Linked DNA regions of Homo sapiens: region 1 is linked to region 2. Evidence: chromatin contacts called from ENCODE Hi-C data. All regions are on one chromosome and are shown on one strand. The core of a region is the stretch at or near the end of the contact, and the rest is flanking DNA. Distances in the headings are between cores, read along the strand shown.

Region 1 (6,585 bases), core at 342-2,841, 8.7 Mb before region 2:
GCTGTGGAATGCAGGATAGGGTAGGAGGTGGGCCAGGGGCTTGCTGTGGCCTCCGTTCTGAAACCGATCCCAACACGCCCGCGTCCTGCTCCAGTCCCTTCCCCTTGGCCCTGGAGCGAGGTGAGTCTTCAATGGAGGTGTTGATCGTGCCTGGGTGAGTTTTTAAAATGAAACATCTCCGCTGTTAGATCTCTGGCAGCGCGAGGCTGTGTACACGAAACTAGAAGCAAAACAGTCCGTTTCGTGTACTACTTATTCCAGTACCTCCCCATAAAAGTACGCACAACCCTAGAGGGATGCCCGCTAGGTGGCGCTCGTCCTCCACCATACCCAGGAGGGTTCGAGGCTGGCACGTCTTTTTAACACCCTGAGGGGTGATCTCCAACCCTGGCTTTTTAGGTAAGAAAACTAAGCCCCAAAGAGGGTCTTGCGTGAGGTCGCTTGGCTACGTCTCAGAACCGCGCGCACAATCTGGTTTCTGAACCTAATGAGTTTCCATCACCTGGCTGTCTCCCTCTACACACGGTTTAGTTTGTTGATTATAATAAAATGGTGTGTTTCCTTCTTTCTACACAACGAGGTTTACGTTCAGATCCGCAGGCCTTGGTGTGATTTGTTTTCAAATGCGTGGAACAGAAAAAAAGTCATTAGATTTGTCTGACTAAATTTTTTCTTTGATTACCTTAAATCCGAACGAAGCTCCTTTTCCAATGAATAAGCAATTAAAAATGGGTAAGGTCTATGATGGGAAACAATTAATAAGGTTAATGAGAAAAGCCGATTAGAGTAGAAAATCCAACTGGATTTGACATCAGACAAAGCCTGATTTAAATCCTGACAGCCACTTACTGATAGTCAGGAGTCTCAGTTTCTTCATCTGTAAAACGGGCATAACAATGTTTTCTACTCATTCCAATCCCAGGGGTGTGTACATTCAATGAAACAATAGGCTTTGGTTCCTGGCACACTGTCAGTGAGCAATATTTGTTAAAATATAAAACTACCTTTTATATTATTATTTATAGTATTATAAGCTGGCCAGTTACAATACAGCCTCTCTCTGCAGTCTGATATATTTTGATCGTGTGCATGAAAAACGCTGCAGGGCGCTGGATTACTCAGGAACGCAGGCGCGGGTGCTGGACGCTTGGGATGCTTAGGCGGTTTGGATCGCCCTCGGGAGTCTGCGGATTGGGACCGACGGTCAGTGCTGGGCGCGACCTCTGCCTGGACCTGGCTCTGGGGAGCCGGCAACGCTGCCCCTCCCTCCCCTCGCCCCCGCCCCCACCCCAAACACACACACACACCCTTCACTTGCTCACTCAGTGAAGCACCGGGTTCAGAAGGCACCGGGTCCAAACCCTCGTTTTAAAGGACTGGAAGCTAGAGAAGGCAGGTGACTTCAATCAAGGTCACCGGCATCTGAGGGACGAACCCCGCATGGCCTTTCGTTGCTGGGCAGCACCCGGCGCGCGCGACCTCCGGCCGCTGGCGTCAGGGAAGGCGGCCCAGGGCACAGGTGGCGGGCGTCGGGGGCGAGGCGCGCGGTGGCGCAGCCAGGAAATCCCGAGCCCACTGGGCGCCCCCCTCGGGAGCGCGGGCACGTGTGCAGCAGTTTACTGCGCGCCCCCGAGGGCCGGGGCTTCCCCTTCCCCGCCCCCTTGGCTTTCGCAGTCAAATCCCGCTCTCCGCCCGCCGCCCGCGGAAGTCTCACCGCGCAGCAGCACCCCCAGCCCGGGCGGTTCCGGGGACCGAAGGGCGCGGCACGTAGGGGGCCCGTAGGATCCAAACTGCGGAGGAGAAGCAGGAGGAGGGAGGAGGAAGAAGACAAAGGTGTGGAGGAGGAGGGGAGGGAGGAAGAAGGAAGAGAGGCAGAAGACTAGGAAAAAATGGGCCCGTGGGCGCGGAGGGGGCGCGGCGGGGTAGAGAGGCGCGGACGCTGAGCGAGCCCGGTGCCTCTCGAAAGCCTCACCGGCCGCCCGGCCGGGCCGCGCAGCTCCGCCAACTCCCGGGCCGGCCCAAGCCGGAGCGTGGCGCCCGTCGGGAGGTTGCAGAGTTCCTGGAGCTCACAGCTGAGCCCGAAGGAAGTCGCCCTCGATGGGCAGGAAGCGGGACCCAGGCACGCCCGCGCGGTCGCGTCCAGATCTGCCGTCCTCCGACAGGCGCAGGCCTGCTGCGCCTTCGCCACACACCGCCACTCTGGGCCTGGACTCCGTAGTTACGCCGGGATATCTCTGGGCATACAACCACCTCCCCTTCCCCACAGTCTTTTCATCTCCACCCGACCCCTTGCTAGGAGCAGCTTCTAGTTGCAGCTCAAGACCCGCGAGTTCACCCTCCGCGCCAAGCACCCAACTCCCGGCTCTGCCTACAGTCACCCACAGACCTAATGATCGACTAAGCGCCGTAATGGCCCGAGATGACACCAGGAGACTCCCTTGCTGTGCGCCTCCGGAAGACGCGGAACGTAGCCCCTTTCTCACACTCCTGGGACACAAAAATACCCGACAACTCAAAGTCGCCAAACCACATCTTTTCATGCTTTGAAGACTTCTGCCCAAGGCTGTGGCAGGAGTATGTCCAACTGTGATTTGGGATTCTTTTTAAACATCGAATCAAAGGGAAGAGGGGAGGGATTCGCAACTAAATGGTAGTTGTTTTCAAGCAAGTCTTTACGTAGCCCCAAACCTACTCTAGTATTCGGTGATTCAGCCCCAAAACATCTCTGCCTGCCTTTATGTTCGGATCTCACTCCATTATTTGTCAGCACCAAGTACTAAACCCACAAAGCGATCGCTGTACGGGACACCAAACCCATACCTGCCCGTCCCCTACCTTCCAGGCAACCAGTGTCAATCTCCTCACTATACATAATTCCCAACATCCCTGCCCGAAGTGAGGAGAACGGTAATTTAAATAATACAGCGGGGGAGGAGAGGACACACTGTTTTTGAAAGACTGTAAGCATTCTGCTGTTCCACTCTGCGTCCTTACACTTGCTGAGCACTGACACCAAATTTAAATGGCGTTCCTTCAAAACTGATGTAATTGTAAAGAGCTGTAAAGGGCAATGACCTCAAGTGGATGTTTTTTCCCAGGTACCCTACAAGGTTTGCACAAAGCAAGAAAGCATCATGTAACCGAAATGCTGAAAAGTATAGATGCTGCAAAACCTCATTCTGAGACTGAGAACTATGAATAGTCAGTGTATTTCCTTCTGCGGTGCAGAAAAAGAACAACCAAAAAGAAAGCAACAAGGGGAGATGTTATTTATTTTAATGACACCAAAACTACCAATCCTAGCAATTTAATAAATTAAAATCATAGTCCTTTAAATGTATTTAATGGTTCAAGTTTGTGTATTTGGTGTTAACTCTCTGGTAAAGTTTATGGAAAACAGTGAAGTACGTTAATTGAGCAAATTTTATATTAAAAAAGGAATAACACATTTTAAAATGTTTTTATATACCCACAATATTTGTGTTTCTTAGCTTGGTTCCTACTATTACATAATACAATGCATTTCTTATTTTTTAAAGAGCAAAAAGTGTTGTCACTTCTGGATCACTTTATGGTAATTCCTAGGTATACTTCTAAGCAAACAAACATATCTATTTATAATTTTATTCAACTCACAAGTAAGAGATATTTAAAAAAAACAAATTGAAAGTTTTTTTTTTCTTCCTGATGCAAAACTTAACAAACTCCAATTAAATTCAATATTGGTCTGCCAGGGAAACGACCATAAAATTTACAGAAATTCTCCCAAAGATGCCTTTCAATTCTTCTCCTGACTTTAGTTCTAACTATACCATTTTTTTATAATTCCTCTATAAAAATCGAATCAAATCAAAGACGACGAGGAAAGAAAAATATTTCTAGAGTGATCTTAATTAACTGATCATTTCAGCAAAGAGCATTAGCAATGAAGAAGCGGCGAAACTGTAGGGAGAAAAAAAAGGATGCATTTTGTTCTTCGTGTTTATAATCCTTCCTAGAGAACAGAAACTACGAGCATGATTTATGGAACTGCATTATCTTGGATTTTCTCCGCAGATTTGACTCAACTTAGTATCAGTGTTCTGTTAAAGCGCTGGAATAAGTGGATACATCTGCAGAGGTAAGAAACGTGGTTTGGGTCGGATGAGCCTCCTTGTTGCTGGAGGGTGCTTCGAGGACCAGGCTTAGGAGAGAAGGGGTTAAGTCAGACCCTGTCTTTAGCGGCGCAACGTGCCCAGTTTTGTCTGTTAAAGTCAACGTCGCCCAACTGGAGCCAGCCAATGGACGGCCGGGAGCGCCCGGGACAGCCCAGTGGAGGGGTGTGGCCTCAGGCTGTCACTCAGCAGTGAGGAATGACACCCGGGCGGGAGGGGGGTGGTACAGTGGAACGCAAGGGAAGGAAAGAGAAAAGAAACAGATAAAACCAGGGCAGGGGGTAAAAAAGTTCCCCGCGCCTCTCGGAATCCAGCGGCCGCGGCCGCGGCTACCGCCGCCGCCGCCGGGGGTGGGCTCCGGAAGAGCCTGCCCAGCAGGGAAGGGGAGGACGGGCCAGGAGCGAAATCCTGCAGGCGAGGAAGGGACAGACGCGCAAAGAAAAAGTGACTCGGGCTGTGCGCCCCGGCGGCGCTCGGGAGGGGACTGCTGCCACGGAGGGGCCCCCGCCAATCCTCCTTCACGTCCCCCGAGGGGGCAGACCCCAGCCCGCCCCTAAGGGCGAGAAGCGATGAGATAATCCAGCTGAGCTGCGAAAGGAGAGCGTCTGGCTCTGGATTCGGGGGGAGGGGGTCTCCGGGCGGGGTGGGCCTCTAAGGTGGGGGCGAGGGTCGGCGCTGATCCTGGGACGGAGTGGGGCGGGAGCTGCTGGGCCGCGCAGCAGTGGGCGGCGGCGGCCTCGCACACCCAGCTCACTCGCGCTGCGGCCGCCGGCGCTCTCTGTCCCGCTCGGAGCTGCTCGGCGCCCCAGCTGCCCGCCCCGCCGGCCGCTCCTGCCCGCGGCGCAGATGGCTGTGCGCGGCGCCAACACCTTGACGTCCTTCTCCATCCAGGCGATCCTCAACAAGAAAGAGGAGCGCGGCGGGCTGGCCGCGCCAGAGGGGCGCCCGGCGCCCGGGGGCACAGCGGCATCGGTGGCCGCGGCTCCCGCTGTCTGCTGTTGGCGGCTCTTTGGGGAGAGGGACGCGGGCGCGTTGGGGGGCGCCGAGGACTCTCTGCTGGCGTCTCCTGCCGGTACCAGAACAGCTGCGGGGCGGACTGCGGAGAGCCCGGAAGGCTGGGACTCGGACTCCGCGCTCAGCGAGGAGAACGAGAGCAGGCGGCGCTGCGCGGACGCGCGGGGGGCCAGCGGGGCCGGCCTTGCGGGGGGATCCTTGAGCCTCGGCCAGCCGGTCTGTGAGCTGGCCGCTTCCAAAGACCTAGAGGAGGAAGCCGCGGGCCGGAGCGACAGCGAGATGTCCGCCAGCGTCTCAGGTCTGCTGCGGCTTCGCGGGGATGGGGGCCGGGCTGAGGGGATGGACGCGGAGGGCAACCACGCCGAGTGGGGTGGTCGGCTTGAGCACCCTGCGCCCTGGGGCTCGGAGGCTGGCCAAATCCCGAAGTTCTGCGCTCTGGCGCGAGCTGCTCTATCACTTCGGGAACTGAGCCCGCGAGAGACCGGAGTAGCTCCTCAGAGCCCTACGTCCTGGGGTGAGGCCTGAGACATCCTGGGCCAATGTGCATTAGACTGGGTTGGGAGAACCGCTGCCCCTTGCGTTCGGGAGTTTTTGAGTTCGTCGCCAGTGCTTTCTGCCGTGTCTGTCCCCAAATCCCCAAAATCAGGGAAGCGGAAAAGTGAGGGGTTCAGAGACCTCAGGTAGCCAGTGACCTAGCTCTGGACCAGAGACCTGCCAGTTCAAGGTCCCAGGGCCGGGCCCCACAGTAGGTGGATAGGTGGTGAAGAACACCTCCGAGTGGGCCAGAGCTGAGAATCTGCAGAACTAGAGCTTTGGGGAAAGGGCTGGTTTGGCTTTCTCAGACCCCAGGTCTGGGAGAGCAGCCCTAGGCCGAAGATCCCGGATTGGGTCTTTAGTTCATCCTGGAGGCAGGAGAGAGGCCTCCTCAGCCGTGGCCTGTCCTGTCCTGTGGTCTGGAAGACCCGGGTGCCTGCCCTAGTTGGGTACAAGCTTCTGTAGGCCTCAAGCACAGGGGACCGCTGGACCTTTCTGCTGGAGTTCTTCGGAAGGGCGGGTACGAGACCGAGAAGCTGGTGTGGGATCAGGGTCCAAAAACTCGATGCAGGGGCAACCCTCCCTCTTTACTCTCCAGTCCATCCTCTCATCTAAGGCCTCGGCTCAGCCTGTTTCCATGTCTCTCACAGCAATCCCAGGCGGCTGAGGGTGAAAGATTCTAAATACCTTTGGCCCCAGGATCCGCCTCCACCTTCCCTTACCTGCACCAGACAAGTGTGTGCTGCGAGGACGCGCGCGTGTGTGCGTGTGAACTAAGTGTGGAGAGGCGCGTGAACCCAAGCAGAGAGACGGAAATGCAGTCTAGAATCCCAATGCTCAACGCTGAGAGCCGGGAGGGCTTTCGCGGATGCTCGGGTCGAGT
Region 2 (6,511 bases), core at 2,674-5,173:
TTTTTTTTTTTTTTTTTTTTTTTTTTTTTTTTTTTGAGATTGTTCTCATTTCCAAAATCGTCAGACACCGATTTCTCTGCGCTTTTCTTGCCTGGTGTCAGGACAGGGAAAAGCTATGCAGGAGACATGGCCTCTAGCTCTGTTCAACTGTCAATTCTGCTGGGGACCTTAGATAAATCTGTTAACCTCTCTGCCCTCAGTTTCCCCATCTTTAACTCGAGAGTGTAGATCTAAATGCTAGAAGAGTACTAAGGGACTCTTCCAGCCACTTTTTGGCAGGGATCAGACTTCGGAGAGTGAACTCAGGGAGCAAAGAGGTGAAACTGGAGCAGTGTGAGGGTTAAAGGGAAGGCGGCTGGCGGTGCCGAGCAGGGGAGCACGTCGGGGGTACAGCACCAGGGCTGGAGGAATCGGCTGGCCCACAGGTGGGCGACCTGGGACCCTCTATGTCAGGTGGTACATGCTGTAGCCCACATGGGCCGTGTAGAGTCCCACGGGCGCCACAGGCAGCGCGGCGCGCTGGAAGGGGCCAGAGGCACCGTAGAGCGAGGCACCCGCCGCGGCCGCTACAGCTGCGGGGCCGCCGAGAGGGAAGGAGAGGCCGAAGGCAGCCGGTGGCAGCATGGGCTTGGCGGCCATCTTCAGCTTCTCCAGCTCTGCCTCTTGTAGTCTCTTTGCCTTGGCGCGGCGGTTCTGGAACCATATCTTCACCTGCGTCTCAGTGAGGCTGAGCGAGCTGGAGAACTCCGCGCGCTCGGCGATGGACAGGTACTGCTTCTGGCGGAACTTGCGCTCCAGCGCCAGCAGCTGCGCGGTGGTGAAGGGCGTCCGCGGCTTACGGTTCGTCTTGTGTTTGCGGAGGGTGCAGGCTGGGGGGCTCAGCCGCCCTGAGGGCCGAAAGAAAAAAAAAGCAAGGGGTTAAGAGAGAAGCATTGGAGCATGATCAGCCCAAGAAGTAGTAATAATAGCCAAACAATACCAGATATTGAGTGCCGCCAAGTGCCTCGGTGCCGGGCATCGCGCAAGGCACTTGAAATATATTTTCTCCAATTCCCATTGCAACCCCGCAGGGGAGAAGTTCCTGTCTACTTTTTGCAAATGAAGAAACTAAGATTCCAGGAGAAAAATACCCACGTTGAAGGCTCGATGTCCACATCTTAGGCCTAAACAGCTGGGAAGATGTGAAATCACCTTTGTGCTGCCCGGCGGCTTAGGAAGGCCTTCATGGCGGGCCTCCTCCCAGGGCCATCCAGAGGAAAGGTGGATGTTAATACAGTTGACGAACATGCAGAAAGAGGCCCTGCGCCCAGCCCAAGGGCACATTTAGTTTTACGCGTTGGCCAAACATTTATCAGTGCCCACGGAGTGCTTCAGTGTGGGGCTAGGCAGTTTTGTGGCATAGAATCCAAATCAAATTCTACACTTTCCCCGGAACACTTCGCTCCTACGGGATTCTAGGAGTAGTTCCCGCAGACCAGAGATGGAGCAGCGCAGACCATCATGGAGGGTGCACTGTGGCCAGCCCTCTTAGAAACAGAAAGTGTCATCTGGAGCGGAGAACGAGGGGCTGCTTTATTCTAATGGGCTTTTTCTTTAGATTGTCTCAGTCCTCTGTTGGATCGCGTTCACCCCTGGCGCCAGGGCCCTCTGGCCCCACTCAAACGTTTGTGTGTGTGTGTGTGTGTGTGTGTTGATGTTGTTGCGGGGGGAGTGTTGAGATCGCCTCTCCCCTCAACCTGTGGCATAGTCAGCAGACATCAACATGCCCAGCTGTCTTTTTCTTTTGGCTTCAAAATAAACCTCAAGGGTGGACAGTGAAGAAGCATCAGAGCGCAGGACTAGTGCAGGTCGGGGATGGGGTCTGCTGGGGACTGCCCCCGGATAAAATGTGGAACAAATTATCCCAACACAGCCGGGATCGCTTTGACTTCGGGGTCTTGGGGCCCAAGGCCCTAAGCGTTGGAAAGGACACTTTGCCTATGCAGCAGCTTTCCCGGCAGAAAGTGAATTCAAATCGAAGATGTTTCACCACGCGGGTTTTGCCTAAGTATGCATTTTTTCACACCTCTCTAAAAAACAACCACAAACAAACAGAAAAAACAAAACAAAACAAAGAAAACACAACGATCCTTTGGACTTTCAGACCACCAGGATGTGAGTCAAACGAAATCTCGTGTTAACACCCCGCTTCTTCCCTGCTGGAGGCCACCGGGAGTCCGGGAAGCGCTTGGCCCCCAACTAGCTTTCCGCCGGGCCGCCCGAGGGGCGGGCGCCGAGAGAAACGTCACTCCCTTCAGCGGCGACAACCCAGAGCGGGGCCACCTTCTCCGGCCATTAGGCTTAGGGAGGGACTGGCCTTTCAAAGACGTTTAATCCCCAGATAAAAATCATTCCTCAGCATCACGCCATTGAAATCTGGCTGCTATTATGCCGAGCAAAATAATCGGAGGAAACGAGGAAAACTTGGGAATTTCCCGTGCTCCTGAAATATCTCCGAGCGTGTTCTCTGAGTAGAGCAGCCAGGGGGCCGTGAGGCCTTGGAGCGAACCGCCTTGGGCACCTGGAGTCCACTTTAATGGCTCAGTCCTAGACGTTTGGGAGCTTCCCATAGGATTAGCGGGGGCGCCTTCCCCTAATTGACTTGGTGCCCCGCCCCCTCCACTGGAACCTGAATGTCCCCACCCCTGAATCATCCATCCGCCCAAAGCACCAACTATCTGCCTCAAACTCAAAGGGCATGGGGAGGTAGAATTCTGTAGGAGCTTCGGAACCTCTAGGCAAAGAGGTACTTGAAAGGGAAGAGGGGCTGGGGGACACCAGCTCCTACTGCGAGAAAGTGAAACTCCGGGTGCAGGGAAGATACCGCACCACACACATTCATCCGCTGGGGTGAAGCCGATGAAACAGAGTTTGGGATCAGATGAGGGATCATGGACCCCTGAGGTCGTTTGGTGGGGGCAGGAGGACAGGGTGCCCAGACATCGGTGTCCTATCCGTTAACTCCCACCCGCAGCGTCTCTGGGCCAAGGCGAGGAGGTCTGGAACCTTCTTCCTGGGTGGGAGTGGAGGGAGGCGCAAGACCCGGCCTTGCAGCCCACGGCTCCCTAGCACCGGCTGCAGGTACGCAGGCGCCGGAGGCCACCAGGAGCCCTCGGGTCCCACACCCCACCCGGCCCCCACCCGGCCCCCTCCCTCTGCGCCTGGGTTCTGGCTACTCACTGGCCGGCGGCGGGGAGAAGCGGGGGCTCTGCATCCACGGGGTCCTCTCGGGCTTCTCGGGGCTCTCGGCTTTGACGAGCGCATCTTCTGGCAGCTTGAGGAGTCCCCCCACCGAGAAATGGCCGAGCGGCCGCGGCGAAGAGGGCGCGTCCGGGGCTCCCAGCGACCCCGGCGGGACGCCCAGTGGCTGCGCCGAGCCACCCGCCGCCTGCACGCCCTCGGAGGGCGCCAGGGCGCTCTCCTTGGCCCCCGGCTTCCTGTGGTCGGCCATGAGCGCCTCCACGCTGAAGGGCAGGAGCGAAGGGGACACTTTGGGCTTGGCCCCCTCCTCGTCCGCGCCCATGGCGGCTGCCGTGGCCGCGGCGGCGCTGGGGGCCTGGCCCGCGCCTCCCCCCGCCGGCTTGCCGAAGGCGGAGTCCTCCACTTTGACACCGAGTGGCAAAGAAGTCATGTCAGCAGCCGGGGCCATGCAGAGCCGGGCCCCCCCTTCTGCCGCAGCACTGGCCAGCCGCCGGGCATGGGCTCCGGGCGGGCTGGGAGCGCGGCCGGCCTCTGCGAGCGCCCGGGGCCCTGGCCGGGCGGACCCTCCCGCGCGCGCCTCCCGCCCCTCCCCAGCAGGCCAGCTCCGGCGTGCTGGGCCTGGCCTCCGGTCGCTGCCGCCGCGCAGGCAGAGTTCCCGGGAGCACTCGCCGGCTCCGGGCCCTACCGCGGCTCCCCAGAGAACTTGCTAATAAGGCGAGGCCAGCGGGGCGGCGGCCAATCAGCGCGCGAGGGGGCGGGCCCGGAGCGATCCATTGGGCCGCGCTCCTGGGGACTCGCCCGGAGGCGCGCTGGGCCTGGGGGCACGCAGGGCAGGGCCCAGGCGGCGGAGGGCAGGGGAGGAGAGGGGGTGCCCGGGAAACTTTCCTCTGCGCTGAAGCCCAAGAGGCCCTCTCTGCGGGAGTCCCCTGGGTCTCTATCTTTCTGTGTTCCCGGGGGATTTTCCCTTGTTCTCGTTCCTTCTCTTCTGCCCTCCTCTCCTCCCCTCCCCTCCCCTCCTCAGCCCTCTTTTCCGCTCCTCTTTTTTTCCCCGTCCTTGTTTCTCTCCTCTACTGCTTCTTTTACCTTTCTCTTTAGTCTGTGGCTGGGTTTCCCTGTGCCCCCCTCCACTGTCTGACCCCCCCTCTTCTTCTACCACAATAATTTGAGTTGAGGTTATTTCTTACACATTCCTTTTATATATAGTTTTTAAAATACGCATGGCTATTTATCCTAGGAGAAAGACATACTATTAACTTCTTTTCAAGAAACGAAACAAAACCAAACCTTCATTTTCTTCCTGTTCTGAAATCTTGTAAACTTTACCTCGAGGTAAAAGTGGGCCTTTGTCTCTAACTTAGAGCTGGAGTAAACCTTGCGGGAAGAAGCTAGCTTCCTGTAGTGCCAAGGATGTGAGAATACGTAAGATTATCTAGAATCTGCAGTCGGTTTTCATACACGATGTGTATTCCCCCCCCCCCACCCTCGCTCTGAACTTCTGTCCCAAGGGTCACAACACCTATAGCGCCCGGGCGGGGAAAGGAGCTGCCAGATCCTTTTGATATAGAACTTACTGAAATAAAACCAACAGAATCGTCAATGAAACACCGATCTGGCCTTAAGGTGACCTCAAACAACGCGTCCTCGGAAACAATGACATGTCCCTATCTCTGGGCCGCTGATCCTGGAGGGGAGAGGCACATTTGGGGGAGGGGGCTGGGAAAAGAGGAAAGTTCCTGGAGGTGGACTCTAGTGTGGGACTTGAGAACTCTTCTTTTGCCAATTTCGGAGAAAACGTGATTTAATGTTTGCTGTTAATAATAATAATAATAATAAAGACAGAAAAAATGAGTTGGGGTCAGGGGAGATGCAAGATCTGCCTGAAGCGGGGTCGGGGCTTGGCCATTTTCTGCGCCTGTCGCTTTATGGCCTCTCCTCCTGCGGCCCAGGCCAGCGGCTCTCAGGGAGTGAGCGGAGGTGATTGGCGGCTCACTCGGCCCTGCCATTGATGACTGCGGGGTTCTAATCTCCAGGAAACACAAGGGGCTGCCGTGGCCATTTAGGGGTAATTATCCGAGCGCGGAGGGACAGCGAATTCCCTCGACTTTTAACTGGGCGCAATAAAAGCTGTAGATTAGGGGCGTCCAGATTAGGGAAAATGAATTAGAGCGGGAACTTTATTATCCGGAAGACGTCCGGGGTCTGGCGGCAGGGGTCGGGCTGCGGACGCCGGAGCGATTGGTAGCCTCCCATCTGTCCACAGGCCGCCGAGATATGCTGAGGCCTGGGGAAGTTCGGGAATACCGGCATCTGAATTTTACGCACATCTCCAGGTTTCTAAAGGACCCAAGACTGCAACTCAGGCACTGGGCAGTGGTTGGGGCTTCTAGCTCGAGTTGGGCCGGCTGGACGCGCGGTGCACCGGGGCCTCCGGAGGTTTGCCCGAGAGGGTACAAGGATAGAAGACCTTAAGACCCAATTTTGAAGCTCAGCTCGCTGAGGCTGAGCAAGGCTGTAGGGCAAATACCTTGCTGGTAGCCCAGCCAGGACAGCGAACAACAGCATCTTCCTCTTCTTCCTCTTCTTCTTCTTCTTCCTCTTCCTCTTTTTCTTCCTCTTTTCTCCTCCTCCTCATCCTCCTCTTCCTCCTCTCCTCCTCATCTCCTCCTCCTCCTCCTCCTTCTTCTTCCTCTTCCTCTTCTTTGAGACGGAGTTTTGCTCTTGTCGCCCAGGCTGGAGTGCAATGGCGCGATCTCAGTTCACTCCAACCTCCGCCTCCCAGGTTCAAGCGATTCCAGGACGGCGAACTTCTATTGCTCCCGTTCTAATCAAACTCTCGTCAGAACAACCCCCTCCGCACCCAGCCAGAATCTCCCTTTGTGGCCAGGTTAAAGGGGGAGAGGAAACAGAGGCCTATCTGCTTTTGGGGCCATTTAAAAAGCGAGCAGTGTGCCTTTTCGAGTCTTTGCTTAGTTCCGCCCTCGCCCTCCTTCTGCAAATGTTTTGCTCCCAGGTCTCTTTAAGAATCTGATACAGCCAAGAACTTCTTCCCTAGAAAAATGCACACCTACAAAAACACATTACAAGCAACGGGGCAGACAACTTCGGGGGCTCTGGTCCCAAGTGGAGTCCTCCAGTTAAGAACCCCTGCTTTAGGGCTGAGCGGGGGCTTGAACTCAGAGAGCGAAGCCGCATGGTGCAGCGGGGGCTAGTGTGGAACTTGCGGCGGTCGCAGTTGAGGAGCGCAGCAAGGCCTGGACTCCGCCGCGGGGGG

What was found. Hi-C counts contacts between places; a loop is a spot of excess contacts on that map. Pooled maps may share reads with other maps.
Region 1: a pooled map shows a loop between it and region 2 (10-fold over the local background). The contact joins the promoter of LINC01096 here to the promoter of MSX1 in region 2. A Hi-C loop is called at or near these places in 5 of 50 pooled maps.

What each region holds. Positions count from the first base shown.
Region 1 is chr4:13,542,830-13,549,414 of GRCh38, reverse strand. It overlaps LINC01096 (long intergenic non-protein coding RNA 1096), which reads left to right and starts at 1,591. Exons shown (of 1, transcript NR_015450.1): 1 at 1,591-3,339. NKX3-2 (NK3 homeobox 2) reads left to right here and starts at 4,907. Exons shown (of 2, transcript NM_001189.4): 1 at 4,907-5,466. The coding sequence starts at 5,001. RefSeq lists enhancers at 116-410, 1,780-2,280, 2,281-2,781 and silencers at 1,455-1,754, 1,945-2,064.
Region 2 is chr4:4,857,077-4,863,587 of GRCh38, reverse strand. It overlaps MSX1 (msh homeobox 1), which reads right to left and starts at 3,923. Exons shown (of 2, transcript NM_002448.3): 1 at 3,220-3,923; 2 at 1-887. The coding sequence starts at 3,688. The coding sequence ends at 445. RefSeq lists an enhancer at 607-1,278 and silencers at 3,332-3,771, 3,782-4,021, 4,042-4,101.